2 separate regions of the Homo sapiens genome follow, and region 2 is linked to region 1. A link is a loop called in an ENCODE intact Hi-C map of the cell type or tissue named here. Cell type or tissue: CD14-positive monocyte. All regions are shown on one strand.

Evidence for each region. A loop is a pair of places that touch in the nucleus more often than their neighbours do. Peaks named below come from ENCODE experiments on the same cell type or tissue, not always from the same donor. Only the 100,000 strongest peaks of a DNase experiment are listed, where the experiment ranks them.
Region 2: it touches region 1 in a loop (5-fold over the local background); 1 of 110 quality-filtered maps calls a loop at or near these places.

What each region holds. Positions count from the first base shown.
Region 1 is chr1:219,584,470-219,592,469 of GRCh38, reverse strand. No RefSeq gene overlaps it. Among named protein-coding and RNA genes, the nearest start is that of ZC3H11B, 25 kb to the left of the region's middle. In CD14-positive monocyte, no CTCF peak of the experiment used is centred here; DNase peaks (open chromatin) are centred at 4,289 and 4,489; H3K4me3 peaks cover 2,809 bases; H3K27ac peaks cover 4,634 bases.
Region 2 is chr1:219,456,942-219,464,941 of GRCh38, reverse strand. All of the region lies in intron 2 of LYPLAL1-AS1 (LYPLAL1 antisense RNA 1), which reads left to right. Among named protein-coding and RNA genes, the nearest start is that of LYPLAL1-AS1, 96 kb to the left of the region's middle. RefSeq lists an enhancer at 3,694-3,783. In CD14-positive monocyte, no CTCF peak of the experiment used is centred here; DNase peaks (open chromatin) are centred at 3,621, 3,951, 4,371, 4,691 and 2 weaker places; H3K4me3 peaks cover 2,728 bases; H3K27ac peaks cover 5,903 bases.

The DNA of each region.
Region 1 (8,000 bases):
TAATTATCCAGACGTATCCACAGAGAGAGGAACCAGATGAAATGCGGAAAGCACGGTTCACCTTCAAGAGAAAGAAGTAGGACTCTGGGGTTTTAAGCCGAGGCATGAAATGTACCGATTAATAGCGTCATTTTGTAACCACAGGTCTCAGGAGTTTTGGGAAGGTTAGTATGAGCTTGTCAGCATTGCTTATTAATAACAGTGAGATTGCTGCTTTGCACCTGATCTCAGTCAGACCTCAGAGGCTCAGCCACTGGGGCTGGTTATGCAGCAGGAATATATCCATGCGACCAGCAGGGTGTAAGAAGTCCAGGCCAGGACGGGCGCAGTGGCTCATGCCTGTAATCCCAGCACTTTGGGAGACCAAGGTGGGTGGATCACAAAGTCAAGAGATCGAGACCATCCTGGCCAACATGGTGAAATCCCATCTCTACTAAAAATACAAAACTTAGCTGGGCCTGGGGGCACGCGCCTGTAGTCCCAGCTACTCAGGAGGCTGAGGCAGGAGAATCACTTGAACCCAGGAGGCAGAGGTTGCAAGTGAGCCAAGATTGTGCCACTGCACTCCAGCCCAGGTGAGAGAGCAAGAATCCGTCTCAAAAAAAAAAAAAAAAAAAAAAGAAAAAAGTCCAGGCCAGACTCCATCTCAGGCTCACTGGTTCCAATGTGTTCCATCCATACCTCAGTGGCTCTTGATTTAGGGAAAAAAGCACATCCTGCTATTTAATTTGCAAAAATTAAATAACTACTTGATGTGTCTTTTGTGCAGATAATACCCACAAAATATTAATTTTTGCCCTTTTTCCCTTATAATTTTAACATACTTATTTTCTTTACTTGTCTCATGTTTTCTTTCAGAGATTCTAACTCTCTTTGCTAAATGGATATAGGAATAAATACTCTTAAAATACATTTTTTATTGTATTGATGTGGAAAATGTAGAAAAGCACAAAGGGATTTTTTTAAAACTCTGCAATATCATCCACCAGTCATAATCATTATTAAGATGTTTTCACAGATATTCCCAGCTTTTATTCTATAAATAAGACTCTCATGATTCACTTATCCCTCACTTGTCTAACTATTTTATACTTTTTGACGCACTAAGATTCTAAAATGAACCATAAAAGCTGGCACATATTTATAGTAATCAGTTTTCTTATTTAAGAGGATGAGATAGATGAGTGTAAATAATCTTGCTATACACAAAATTGTTTCTGCTACTCTGAAGACAAGATGTTCTTACATCTTGGTCTTTGAGCATATATGTAATTAAGTTTTGCATAAGGTTGCAGACTTTGTCTTTAATACAAAGGAAAACAACAGGTATAGCCTTCATATAAATTATCTCATTTAATCCATACCGTGATTTTATGAGTTTGGTATTGTTACCTTCATGTTACTGATGAGGGACCTGAGCCAGGAGAGGCAAAATATCTCAGTCAAAGTAGCCCAGCTGCTAAATGATTCTGCCTTTGAAAAATCGCCTGCCATTGACACCTTTGTCACCGTCACCTCCATCTCTGTCTGAGCCACCATGATCTTTTTTGACCTATTGCAAAATCTATTTAACTGCTACCTCTACCTTGGCCCCTGTATAGTGACCAAAGTGAGCCTTTCAAAAACATAAAGCAGATCATGTCATTCCTCTGCTTAAACCTTTCACTGGCATATCCCTCAGGGTAAAATCCAGAGCATTAGTAGGGCTTCTAAGATTCTATATAATCTATTCCCCACTCCCTCACTTTCCCAATCACTCTGGTCTCACCTCTCCCTCTTACTTCCTGAACTCAGTGCTGCCATTCTCCACACAGCTTGACATGTTCCTACCTCAGGGCCTTTACACCTGCTCTGTCTCCTTTGCCAGAAATCTATCACTTTATTCCCATCTCTGATTAAATGTCACTGCTCCTTCAAACCCTTGCCTGGCTACGCTATATAAAATAGCCCCTTTCCCAACTTTCTTTATCAATTACCCCGATTCATTGTTTTTCCAGTGGTATTTGTTACCACCTGGCTTTTATTTGTTTATTTCTTCATTTGTTTATTTTCTGTCTTCTCCTGCAAGAAGGTTACTATATGAGAGTGGGGACTTTGTTTTATTTGTTGTATTTCCAGGCCCAAAACAGAGCCTGGGCCCACTAAGGAAAATTTGTTAATGAATGACGGAAAGGAAGGAGCCAGATTTCCAGTTCACATCTTCACCCTAAGCCCAGGCTATTTCCTCTATGCATTCTGAATACCAGAGCCACCTGAAGGAAGGAACATACAGCGAAACACCGGTGATACTGTAATCCTTCCTTGCAACCCTCTTTGCTTGCCTTGCTGAGATTAGGAAGATTGGGATGAGTCAAAGCCAGAGTCCTTCCTCGGAAGATCACTCTAGCATTTGCTCTTCTCCACTGTCAGGAAAGAAGAGAAAGCATAGAGAAAATGGTACCTATAACAGTGAATTCACAAGAAAGAGGACACGAGACCATTTGATTGTACATAAGTAACCTGGACTTTGGATGAGAGGACCCTGGCTCTGCTGTGTGACTTGGAAAAACTTTTTAAAAACCTTTCTGAGGTTGTTTTTATCATTTTTAAAATGAAATTAATGATCCTTCCTTTGGTCATGAAAGAGTCAGGTTCTCTAAAAAGCCAAAGGACCTGTTTCCTCACAAAGTGTCAGAGAGATTTTTGAAAGAGCTAGATACTGCATCTCTGGGATTAAAGTGTCAGAGAGATTTTTGAAAGAGCTAGATACTGTATCTCTGGGATTAAAGTGACAAAGCATGGCCTTTAAGAGATCAGAAGTAAAAGATATTTTAGCACAGTGGATTGTCAGTCTGCATTAGCAGGTGGTGGAAGAGCTTTCGGCAGACATGCCCCTATAACTTCAGTTAGTGGCAGCACCATTGGCACAGGTACACCCCCAGGGAGCTGGCCCTGGTAACAAGGTGGCAGCAAGGGGAATTCACATTTAGAGGCAATGAAGGTAGCTGTCGCCACCATCATAAACTTCTCCTCCTACTCCTCCCTTACTCTTCCTCATCATTCTCCTTTCTCCCTCTTCTCCCCTCCTCCTCTCCCTTTTTCATCCTCCTCATCCTTCTTCATCTAGCTGTGATACTTTTTGTCCTGGATTTAGGTTGTACTGGTGAGGATAGAGACAGCAAATCAATAATAATATTTTAAATAAAGTTTTAAGCACATATACAACAAACGCTGCATTTGATACATACATTGTCTCATTTCATCATTATTTAATCTCCCTTAAGGTAGGTATAGTAACTCTGCAATGGAGTTGAGAGAAATGAGGCATAGGAGGGAGAATGACTTGCTTAAGGTCTCACAATTCATAAGTGATGGCAGGAGGATTTGAACTTCTCTTGGAGGTTCAAATTTGAACCTGGAGTCTCTTTGACTCCAGGACACTTGTTCTAAAGTCACTCAGATTCAAAAGGTAGAATCAGATGCCTTAGTGATTGGATGTGTCAGGGACAGGGGACTGTGAGGAGGAGAAGGGGTCTAAAATACTTCCTAGTTTTCTGATTTGGGTGGCCTGTTGAAATGTTAATGGTGCTTTACCCAGGGTAGGGACACTCTGACTCCTAGAAATAGTTCCAGCCTCTAATTAGTGTCGAGATCATTTTTTAGGTTAAAAATGAGCTTTGGGCTAGAGTTACAGGAATTCTTATTTCAATCTTTCACTTGGTTTTGCCTATAATAGACTGGCTAAACTGTAAGAGGCCTCCTCTTAATTTTAAACTGTCTTGAACTCAAAATAGGCAAAGTATTAAGCTAATGAAAGAGCAGTGTTCTTGTTACCTTTATGTTCATGCCCCCAGAGTCTTTTTCCCAATGGGCACCAGGTATCATGTTATGGCCGTGAAAGCTTTCAGGCAGTGGTTACAGAAAGTCTTGAAAAGTAGAAAAGTCAAGCATGCTGGAGGAGCCCTGGCCTATTAAAGAGAGAGAGAGGTCTGGTTCTGATTACTGATAATTATAGATAAGCTGGAGCCGACAGCCATTTTCTGACCACAAACTCAAATCAATCAATTAAAAACTGCATGTAGCTGCACCACGGCTAATCAGTCCCAGGCACTTCAGGATGATCCATTAAGTCCTACCTCTACCGTGTCATGGTTGCTGTGTTCCATCTGCTACTCTGACAGTGGATCAAATGCACACCTCATTTTATACTTCTGGCTAATCAAGAATGCTGTTCACAGTGTTAGTCTTCCTTCTACTTCCTGAAATTGCCAGCCTTGTACAAGAAGCTTGATGATTGAGTCATTATTTCCCTTTCTGGACCCAGACATGCAATACTAAGAAAAATAATTACTAGCAAGAAGAAGCAATCATCTTTGAAATATTTTGCTCATTCTGTTGCTCTCCCAGGAAAACAGATGGTGGGGGCTTCTGGAGGTGGGTGGTTGCAACACTGAGATACAGAAGCTATTCTGTAGAAGCAGCAGTTGAATGTGTGTTGGCTAAGTAGTCTCCGAAAGATATTTGGGGAAATGTGATCTACTTTCAAACTGAGATATGTGGAAGAGGGATAGTGACTTTTGGTTCCTCCATATGTGTGGATTCTCAAGGAAGCAGATTTCGACACAATCTAATGAAGAAATCTTTTCTTCTGAGGCTGCAAACTGGTAGCTCATGAGCTAAAGCCTGCTAACAGATGTGGCTTGTTGGTCTCACAGAGTGTTTAAAACAAATTTTGAATTAGTTACTAACATTTAAAAGGCAAGAAATTGAACATTTTTTATTTCTGACTTTATTTATTTATTTATTTATTTTGAAAAACTGGAAGATCCAGTGAAACTGAGCTCAGACTTCCTCCAGCCTGCAGGCTGTTTCCTTTGGACAGCACATGTGCTTTCCAGCTCACCACATTCCCTCCAACTTTCTTTGGAGGACCTGCATCAGCCTCCTTCACTCATTTATGTTACTTTCTGGCTCTTCTAGCTTTTCTGAGTTTGTAGCTCTTACTAAATACTGAAGCACCTTATGTAGTTAGTGATGAGCTTTTCAAGTGTTTAGACAGGCTGGAAGAACATTTGCTGGACAAAGAGTGGACAGTATATCCTTGGACTCCAGAAACTCGGCCCCTTCTGAACTCCAATCTTTAGAGGACCCTTCTTGGACTTTCCTCCAGCTGTGCCCCACCCTTGGGAAGAGTAGGCCATGGGGTCAAAGGGACAAGTCCTTTCAGAATCTATTCACTTTTGACATTCACTGCTCACTCCAGACACTTATCTTTCAGATTCTCCCCATGTTTGTCTTGCTGAAGATGGACTGTGCTGCTGGTGTATACGTACCCCTAAGTGTGATGAGTGGGCAAGAGGAGACAGTTAGGTAGGCAAGATATATTTGGTGCTTAGATATGTGGGTTGTTGAGTCCATAGACATGCATGGGAGACCCTTTGTGATACAGGACAGAATTCAGGGCAGGAAAAGAAGGTGGGCTGGGGGCCTCTGTTAGAACCCTGGGAAGGGCCTTTAACTCCTTTCCAGGGCTTATCCTGAGCTCATATTTTTAAATACTATGTCTCTAATATTCTCTTATTTCCAGTAATGGCACAAATCCTGTGCTTTGCAAAACATTAAGTAGAGGGTGGGTGGACTCAAGAGAAACAGGTACACGCCACTCTAAAATATGATAGACTATAAAGAAAGGCCAAAACAACACATAGATAACCATATGTCAAAAGAGTGCTTGGGGAGAACACTGGATTTCAGCAAAGAAGTGATAAAGACCCTCTGATGCACAAAGACTCAGGATGATAGCACAGAGAGGGAAGAAAAGCACCCAGCTAGAATTGGCTAGGAGTCAGGAGGGGCTCCCCATTGCAAGGAAAATATAAGCAGGATATCTCCAGCAGTTCACATTCCCACCATGGACTCCTGCAATCCTAGCCACAGGAGAGCCCCACAGCCCTTGCGGGACCTGAGCTCAGTATAGGGAGCTGCTTGGAGTTCACATGATTGCAGTGTTCCAGAGAGGGAATTCATTCTGGGTTCTCCTCCCTGCCCCCTGGGCAGCACCATTCTGTCACCATTTTGAGAATGGAGTAACCACCAGAGTGCATCCTGCCCTAAGGCCCAATAGCTCCTGCATCTCCATATCTCTTGTGCGCCACTGACGTGCTGTCACATCCATCTAGAGGGCTGTGATGTCACAACATAGGCTGAACCCAGCTGTGCAGCCATGACCTTGTTTACTTGAGTGCACACAACACATTATTTCCTGAAGCACAGGCAGTTCAGCTTAGCAAGAATGCTGCCCCAGGACAGAGGGAGCCAACAGGCATGCTCCCCAGGGCCTGTGGACTACAGCTGCCACCACTAGTGACCTCATTTGCTCTAGCAGCAGAGCTAGCACCCTCCTAGGAGCCAAAGAATTGGCCTTCCCAGGCCCACTGACGCTGCTGTCAGTGACGTTTTTTCATCCAGAACAAAGCTTCTGCATGTCTGCACATGCCCCTAAGTGGCCTGAAGACAGCCTTGCCCAGGATCTGCTGCTGTTGCTGGTGACCCCTCCCCTCCAGTGGTGAAGCAGCCATGCATGGGCATGCTCTGAGGGGCCCAAGGACTGGCCCACCCAGTGCTCTGATTCCCAGCAAAGTCTCACCCCCAACCTCCACAATCAACCACACCCTAGGCCGTTGAGGCAGTCACAGACACCACTGACATTGATTATAGCTGAAGAAACCATAAGGAGGCCATACTACTGAATCAATCAAGAACCAAAGCCAAAGCATCCCACCCAACCAACACTATAGGACATGCCAACAGAAATAGCTTTCATATCTTTTGCTATGAAAGCTTCTCCATAAAATTGGAAGAAGCTACTGATCCACCAGATATACAGATATTGACATATAGACACAAGAAATATGAAAAAACAAGGAAACACAACACCTTCAAAGGAACATATGAATTCTCCAGTGACAGATCCCAAAGCAAAGGAAATCTATGAAATGCCAGAAAAGGAATTTAAAATAATGTTCTTAAGGAAACTGAATAAGATACAAGAGAACAGAGATAGTCAATTTAATGAAATCAGAAAAACAATTCATGATTTGAATGAGAAATTCCACAAAGAGGTAAATATCATTAAAAAACAACCAAACAGAACTCTTGTAACTAAATAATTCAATGAGTAAAATAAAAATACAATTAAGAGCTTCAACAACAGACTAGATCAAGCAGAAGAAACAGTGTCTGAACCTGAAGACATGTCTTTTAAGATAGCCCAGTCAGATGGAAAAAAAAAAAGAAGTAGGGGGAGAGGGGAAAGAAAAAGAATGAAGAAAGCCTATGGTACATATAGAACACTGTTAACAACACTAAGCAAATGAATATTCACGTTATGGGAATTTCAGAAGGAGAAGAGATAAGAAAAGGCACAGGAAACATATTTGAAACTGATAAATTTAGCAAAATCGCAGGATGCAAAATCAGTACAAAAAATCAGTAGTATTTCTATACACCAATACAAACTAGTTGAAAAATAAGGAAAGCAACTCCAATTACAATAGCTACAAAAATACCTAGAAATAAATTTAACCAAAAAGGTGAACGATATCTACTATGAAAACTAGAAAACATTGATGAAAAAAATTGAAGAGGATACAAACAAATGAAAAGACATCCCATGTTCATGAATTGTTAAAATGACCATACGACTCAAAGAGATGTATATATTCAATGCAATCCCTATCAAAATACCAATTACGTTCTTCACAGAAATAGAAAAAGCAATTGTAAAATTTGTATGGAGCTACAAAACACCCTGAGTAGCCAAAGCAATCCTGAGCAAAAAGAACAAAACCGAAGGCATTACACTACTAACTTCAGAATATACTATAAAGCTATAGTAATCAAGACCGCAAGATATTGGTATAAAAACAGACACATAGACCAACGGAACAGAATAGAGACATCAGAAATAAATCCATGTATTTATAGCCAACCAAGTTTTGACAAAGGTGCCACAAACACAT
Region 2 (8,000 bases), 130 kb after region 1:
CATAATACCCAAATCACACATCGGTGGTCAAGTCCCAGTAAATTATACTATAAAGAAGTCATAGAATCTCCAAATAGTCCTTAAATATCTTTTACTACAGAGCTTCCAATCTGGTGTTCCCAGTGGTAGATGTGAACACATTGTGCTACTAATCCAGGTGTGTCAAGGTATTGATCCCCCAGCCCTATTTTGGCTGGGCAGAATCTGGGGTACCTCGAGCCCTCAGTCACTTTTCCCTAGCCATGAGCTACCTTATCTATCTCTTTAGACCAGTGAGCACTACTAAATAATATCATTTTCCATATGTGCCATAATAAGAAAAAAATTTGGAAAGTAGTGCTCAGATCTAAGACACTCATTTTATAGGCAAAACCTAACTTCATTTCTATTAAATACAGGCTGTATGAAGCTGAGGCAAGATTGCGTTCAATTTATCTTGTGTTCAACAGTCTTCAAGGTGATTTAGATCACTGCCTGGGAAAGCTAATGTAGTACAGCATGAGTGGTAAGTGACAAAACTCAGCAAGCTAAACTTGCATTGAAGGCACGTGGCTGGCTAAACGAGGAGAAGAAAATAGACATTTATCTGAATAATATCGATAGAAATTCCCATGTTGCTTCACTTATCTATGTTTTTAGTAAACATACCATTTAAATCTCAATTACCTTTGAGTTTGAGTTAACCTGATGTTTCATTTCTACTCTTAATTTTGACTTTGGACGTATGCAGAGTTATTATTTAAAAAATCAAGATATCCAGAAAGTAAAGGCAGCTAAGTAAGAATTATAGACTTAAAATCCAGGTTTCCAAGATAAACAAGCATTTACACCTCCTCTTAATTATTCCATAAAGATTTACTCAAGTTCAAAATGGAGAAAAGATACAGAGTGAAAGGCAACATGCAAATAAAAGTCTACAGGCTTGAAGGTATTAGAGTTCTAAATTCCCATTCCCCTTGCTAGTCTTCATAGGCAGTGAGTCGAGAAGGGACAGATTCTGTGTATAAAGCTGGGCCTTTACAGATCCGAACTTTACATTGTGCCAAATTTGAAGCCTGCCCAACTTCTGGCTCTTCGATTGCTTAATACATTAGTGGACTTGTTCCAGTTCCCAGTGGTCGGAGTTCCACATCACACAGTCCCTGTCCCATCTGGTGCTAATTGGCACCCTTGTTGGTAGTTTCCAAAAGCAGAACAGGAAAAATAAAAGGGACTATCTTTCTATCCTTAGAAGTTAGAAGCTTAGTACAGGCAGTCCTCAATTTAAAATGAGCTGTGTACTAAAATATTGTATGTAAATCAGCTGTTTAGAACCCAGAACAAATTTTTCCGATGAAACAAAGTCATGTTTGATGGTTACTTCCCCAGGTCAGCCCAGTTCACTAAAGCCTGTTGGACCCATAATGTACCCAATAAATAGTTTCCATCTTAATAGCATAGAACCATCATCAGTGAACCAAGAAGTAGGAAGAGGTGGTGAAAGCATCACTGCCTTTTGTAGTAGAAGGCCAGGCTGGTTCCTCACTAGTTGAATGATTTTAGAAAATTCTCAGAACCCTTTTTAGCTCTGAGTTTCTTTAACTGAATGGAGAAGGGCAGATTATAAAAGTTGCTTTTTGTCTTCACTGGGTTATTGTTGCAAGGCTCAGATAAGATAATGCCTATGAAATATCTTAAAAAACTACTTTCACCTTCTACTGAAAGAACAGAATCACAGATCCTCCCTCTGTTTCCTTCCTAAACCTTGTCAGCAAGAGGATCAGGGACTACTCAAAATCCAAATTCCATGTTGTGGTTCCCATTTTGGGAAAGTGGTTGGGAGGTTAGGAGGCAATGAAGCAGTAAGAAGAGAGACTACTGAGGGGTGGGATCAAAGGATGGCTCCTTTAGGACGGGAAGATCTTTTATTCTATATAAACCCTCAAAGACAATTTCTTGGTACAGGCTGCTCTTTATTATCTTTTTATTTTCTTCCTAGGACTCCAGGGATTGGCCTGTCATTTACACTGTCAACAGTTCTTGCTTCTGAACAGCATATCTTCCTTCCTAGTGTTATTGAAGACTCAACATCCTTTCTGAGGTTTCATAATGAATTTGATTACCTGATTATAAGAGAAGTGATATAGAAAGTCAAAAATCTCACCCCTGTATGTACATATGTACGTGTGTGTGTGTGTGTGTGTGTGTGTGTGTGTATATATATAAACATAGATGAAAAAGAAGACCATACATACATGTTAACTGTACACTTTTGTAATCTAAGGACAATCATGTTTTATTTACACCTGAAAGACGGAGCAGACTCAGGGAATTTAATCTCAGAATTCCTCTGGTGCTGGAGCTATGGAGAGAAGAATAGGCTTAAACCTCTGCATGAGGACTGGTGACAGAATAACGAGGTGTCACAGAGGCTGGTAAGCCTGGGGAACAAGGCATACTTCTGGAAGAAATGGGAAGGAGAGGTAGCCTGGGATGAGATGATTGCTCTTCCCTGCCGTCCTCACCTTCCTCCCCTTCCCACAAGGAAGGAACTACTGTCCACACCATTATGGCAGCATTTACTCCAACTGCAGCCCTTCACTGACTTCTGACCACTTTCTGTTCTGTCTTCATCTTAGTGATCCTCCTTCTGAGCTTCCCCTTGTCTTATCCTGCAAGCTCCTCCCACCACCCTGTACCCTCTTCCATGGTAATACCGAACAATCTTGTCTTTTCCTCTTTCTCCCTCTACATTCTTTTCAGCTACCAATAACCCCTCCCTCCTTTCCCCTTGCCTCATCCTCAGGCTTTTCCTATTAGCCTTCTGCCAGTTCATTTTGAGTTAACATTCATTACTCTATTAGAAACATGATGGTTAAAACATAATTACCAGCATCAGGGAGCTGACACATTTGTAGATGACATCAGCATGATACAAAGCAGGGAATGGAGAAGTGGAATCTAAGGACACAGAGAAGGGAAACACAAATCCAAAAAGTGTGGATTTTCAGATGGGGTGGGAAGAATCAAGGAGAACCTCATGGAGGTGGTGGCATCTAGTCTGGGCCTCAAAGGGTATATGAGAGTTCAGAGGAGACAACCTTTTAAGTAAAAGGAAGACACCTTAAGAAAATTTCTAACTTGATTATTACATGTGAAAAAGGACCAGAGACCTAGTAAGCCACTGCCACTTCCCAGGAATATGTCCATTATATTTTCACAGGATAAGTGAAAGCGAATCTTTTACTTTTCCTTTGTGGGGACTTCAGACTTCACGTGGAAAGCTCTGATAATATAGCAGAGAGGGTTGGAGTAGCAGAGACAGCTGGATCATGTAAAGGACATACTCATTTTTCTTTTCTCCTTCAATATACAGACACAGGCCCCTAGGAGAAACCCACTAAAGTGTAACTCTTGAGGAAAAATAGCAAATCGAGGGTGTACTCCAGCAACCAAAGCAGCCCTGCAGTCAAGGATACTGGCTCAGGCTAATAAATTCTCTGCTAACAACCCCCAGCGGCAAGGTTGCAATCATGTGGTTCTATTTAACGAAAATATAAACAGAGGCCATCCCATTCTAATTTAGAAGAAGAGAATAGTTAGAATCTGGGGTTCTCAGGGCAATGACTCAGACTTCTGAGCCATTAACTCAAGAGAGAGCCTGTGTTAACATGTACACATTGGGTTGTCTGTTTTGACTTGACTGGTCAAGGAAACAGGCAGGTTAGGTTAAAAAAAGAAAACAACATGCCGGACAGTCAAGAAACAGTGAAACAAATTGTTTGACAGATGATTATTATTTCTGTTTCGGGCTGTCACTTATGTCAAGTAAATCACACCAGTTAAAACAGATGAACTTCATGTTCAGTGTCCTCTGAATGGAGTTCTACCCATCCACCTCATTCACGTAGACACTCCAGGCTTCTCATGTGGCTCTTTCTCCTCTACTTACTTCCTCTTCTATTTTCGTTCCTCATTCTGGTTCTTGTTTTTGCTTGCGTGCCTCCGTTCTTCACTTCCCCCCTCAATGTTTGCTTCATCCATTCCTCAGAGAAAACAAAAAGTTGTGCAAACTTTTTCAGTTCTGAATCTAATTCTAATGGTGTTTCTAATTTTTAAGGCATTATTCCAGAAATCAATCCTGGCATTTACATTTCCAAATTAATAGAAATGTATATATAAACACATTCACATTCCAGGAAAGAGCATCTTAACCATTCTTGCACAAATTCACCACTTTGTTTTTATTTGTACAGAATGGCTGAAGATAAGTTATTTGCTAACACTTTCTAGAATCAAATGGTCAGGCTTATTGTTTCTCCTTAGGTCTCCCTGAGTCCTTATAGTGTCATGCAAAGATCCCTGGGCTGAAAGTCAGAAGATTTCTGTTCTTCTTCCTGTTCCACCACCAGTCAGTGCTTGGCTTTCTTTCTTCTGAGCCTCACTCTCATATTTGAACATCAGAGGGCTGGTCTACTTGAGTTCTATCATTGTAGCATCTTAGTATTGTGATTCTCTAAGGCTCCTTATATAACAGATAATCAACATGAGGCATAAAGACACTATTTCTGTACACATACCTAATGTTATTTTTGGCTTTGTTATAGACCTAATATTGAACACCAAAGCTAAAGGCTGTCTTTCCTACACTTGCATTGAGAAATGACTAATTGTATAGCCCAGATTTCTCAAGATCTCTCCTTCCTGCAGATATCTGTGAGGCATGCTAACATTAAAGACTCCAATGTCACTATTACATGTCCTCTTACGCTGACACAGGTCCCCTCAACCCCTGGAAGTTTTTACCCTACGGACAGTTTTTCCCTACATTCTCATATGGCCACAGATAAGTTGGAGCTTATGTTGTGGGACACAGCTGTTTCTAAGTTGGGGTTGTTGCTGCTCTACTGGGCATGGCTGGTACATTTCTGCTATTCCAGGCTTGACATTTGACTGGTTCAGCAGTCTCTCCGTGGCTGCTGCTAACGCTGTGTTGGGTTTAAAAGCCTGCTCCAGATGCTGCCTCTATTCCATTGTCAAGTATCTTGTCTCTGTGACTGATCCGTAAGGCATGGCATTTTCTCCTGACTGACCACCCTCAGGCAGTTGGCAAGGCATGGCAGACACAGTGCCAGCTCTGCCAGGCACCATGCTGTGACTTCAGGGCACCAAAGCTGTGTGATGATTTATACCCTATGGAAAAGTGGTCAGGGGAGACTTTTTCTTTCTGTTAAGTTCTGCTAGAGGGAATTCCAATGCAGAGTTGCTCATGTCACAAAGTAAAACCACTTCAGCATTTACTTAGAACTCTCTGCTTCCCATCATACTCAGACTAAGCTGAACTGGAGTTAAGGTAGGGATGAATCTCAGACTTGCTGTGTTCGGAATTATCTTCCTCATCCCATGACACAGACTTTTTTACTGAGTCAACCTAATCTTTCCTGGATCATTCCTCTCTCGGGACCAGTCCTCTTCCAGAAAATTTCTCAGTCTTTATGCAGACAAGATTCTGGGGGCTGACACTGCTTTTTTTGCCAGATGTCCCTAGACACATCTGAATCTCTTTTAGTCTCAAGCTGGAGCCTTTTTCACCATTGCACAAAAAGCTGGGTATAGTTCAAATTCCTGACTGTATATTCTGATTCCCCTGGGCATTTACACTCTGCCATCCCACACAGTTCCCCCTCCTGTGTGAGGGTCCTATTGCAATTCATTAGCGTGCTTTTTTTTTTTTTTTTTTTTTTTTTTTTGCTTTTTGTTTTGGAGACGGAGTCTTGCTCTGTCCCTCAGGCTGGAGTGCAGCGGCGCCATCTCAGCTGAATGCAACCTCTGCCTCCTGGGTTCAAGAGATTCTCCTGCCTCAGCCTCCCAAGTAGCTGGGATTACAGGTGCGTGCCACCACGCCTGGCTAATTTTTTGTATTTTTAGTAGAGACAGGGTTTCACCGTGTTAGCCAGGATGACCTTGATCTTCTGACCTCGTGATCCTCCCACCTCAGCCTCCCAAAGTGCTGGGATTACAGGCGTGAGCCACAGCGCCCGGCCTTCAGCGTGCTTTTTTTTTTAATGGTTTGCTATATTTACATCTGGTTTCTCCTTCTGAATGGTAAGCTTCTTAAAGATAGAATTTGTTTTCTTCTGTATGTCTTCTGTTGTGTCTTGCATAGTGCTATTCACATATTAAGATTTTGATTGGGACAGAGATATACAAGAATATCACTGGTGCTTTTGAAGCAGTAAATTAATTTAAAATTTAAAAAATCAGAATTCCAAAATGATAGAAAAATGTACCTCCTGGGGCCACAGTAATTCAATGAGTCCAGGGCAGTGGGACATGTCCTCTGCCGGATTCCCATGTAGCCAGATCCGATAGTGTTATTTTAAGTACAGAAAGAAGTTGGCTTTTTAAAGTACTTTTTTAATTATGGAAAGAAGTTCAGCTTTGAATGCCTGGGCTGTGTTTGGTTGTTTAATATATAGAATAACTCCCTAGGAAAAAAATCCTAGGGAGGTAAGTATGAAACAGTGGGAAGATTGTAATTATGCAGAACTTTGAAGGAACTGCAACATTTGGGTTAACTTAATGTTGTGGTTAATTGTAGGTTAGTCAGAAAATCATTATTTCAACACTTTTAAAATAATCCTTACAAAATGCCCTTAGCAAATTCCCATGTTGCAAGCATAGCTATATCTTTCTTTGTTGTCTGAGGATTTTTAGAGCCTTCATGTCAATATTGCAAACACAAACTTTCATTTAAGTGTTAGAGGGCAAGATGGTGCAGGGTATTGGTCTTTGCCTGAATTAACCATTTTATATTCCCTAGACATTGGCTTAGTTGAGTGTTTGATCTCAGGTTGATTTTTTATAATTGTCTCTTCTTTACTATCCCACTCTTTTTTTTATTATTATACTTTAAGTTTTAGGGTACATGTGCACATTGTGCAGGTTAGTTACATATGTATACATGTGCCATGCTGGTGCGCTGCACCCACTAACTCGTTATCTAGCATTAGGTATATCTCCCAATGCTATCCCTCCCCCCTCCCCCCACCCCACCACAGTCCCCAGAGTGTGATATTCCCCTTCCTGTGTCCATGTGATCTCATTGTTCAGTTCCCACCTATGAGTGAGAATATGCCGTGTTTGGTTTTTTGTTCTTGTGATAGTTTACTGAGAATGATGATTTCCAATTTCATCCATGTCCCTACAAAGGACACGAACTCATCATTTTTTATGGCTGCGTAGTATTCCATGGTGTATATGTGCCACATTTTCTTAATCCAGTCTATCATTGTTGGACATTTGGGTTGGTTCCAAGTTTTTGCTATTGTGAATAATGCCGCAATAAACATACGTGTGCATGTGTCTTTATAGCAGCATGATTTATAGTCCTTTGGGTATATACCCAGTAATAGGATGGCTGGGTCAAATGGTATTTCTAGTTCTAGATCCCTGAGGAATTGCCACACTGACTTCCACAATGGTTGAACTAGTTTACAGTCCCACCAACAGTGTAAAAGTGTTCCTATTTCTCCACATCCTCTCCAGCACCTGTTGTTTCCTGACTTTTTAATGATTGCCATTCTAACTGGTGTGAGATGGTATCTCATTGTGGTTTTGATTTGCATTTCTCTGATGGCCAGTGATGATGAGCATTTTTTCATGTGTTTCTTGGCTGCATAAATGTCTTCTTTTGAGAAGTGTCTGTTCATGTCCTTCACCCACTTTTTGATGGGGTTGTTTGTTTTTTTCTTGTAAATTTGTTTGAGTTCATTGTAGATTCTGGATATTAGCCCTTTGTCAGATGAGTAGGTTGCGAAAATTTTCTCCCATTTTGTAGGTTGCCTGTTCACTCTGATGGTAGTTTCTTTTGCTGTGCAGAAGCTCTTTAGTTTAATTAGATCCCATTTCTCAATTTTGGCTTTTGTTGCCATTGCTTTTGGTGTTTTGGACATGAAGTCCTTGCCCATGCCTATGTCCTGAATGGTAATGCCTAGGTTTTCTTCTAGGGTTTTTATGGT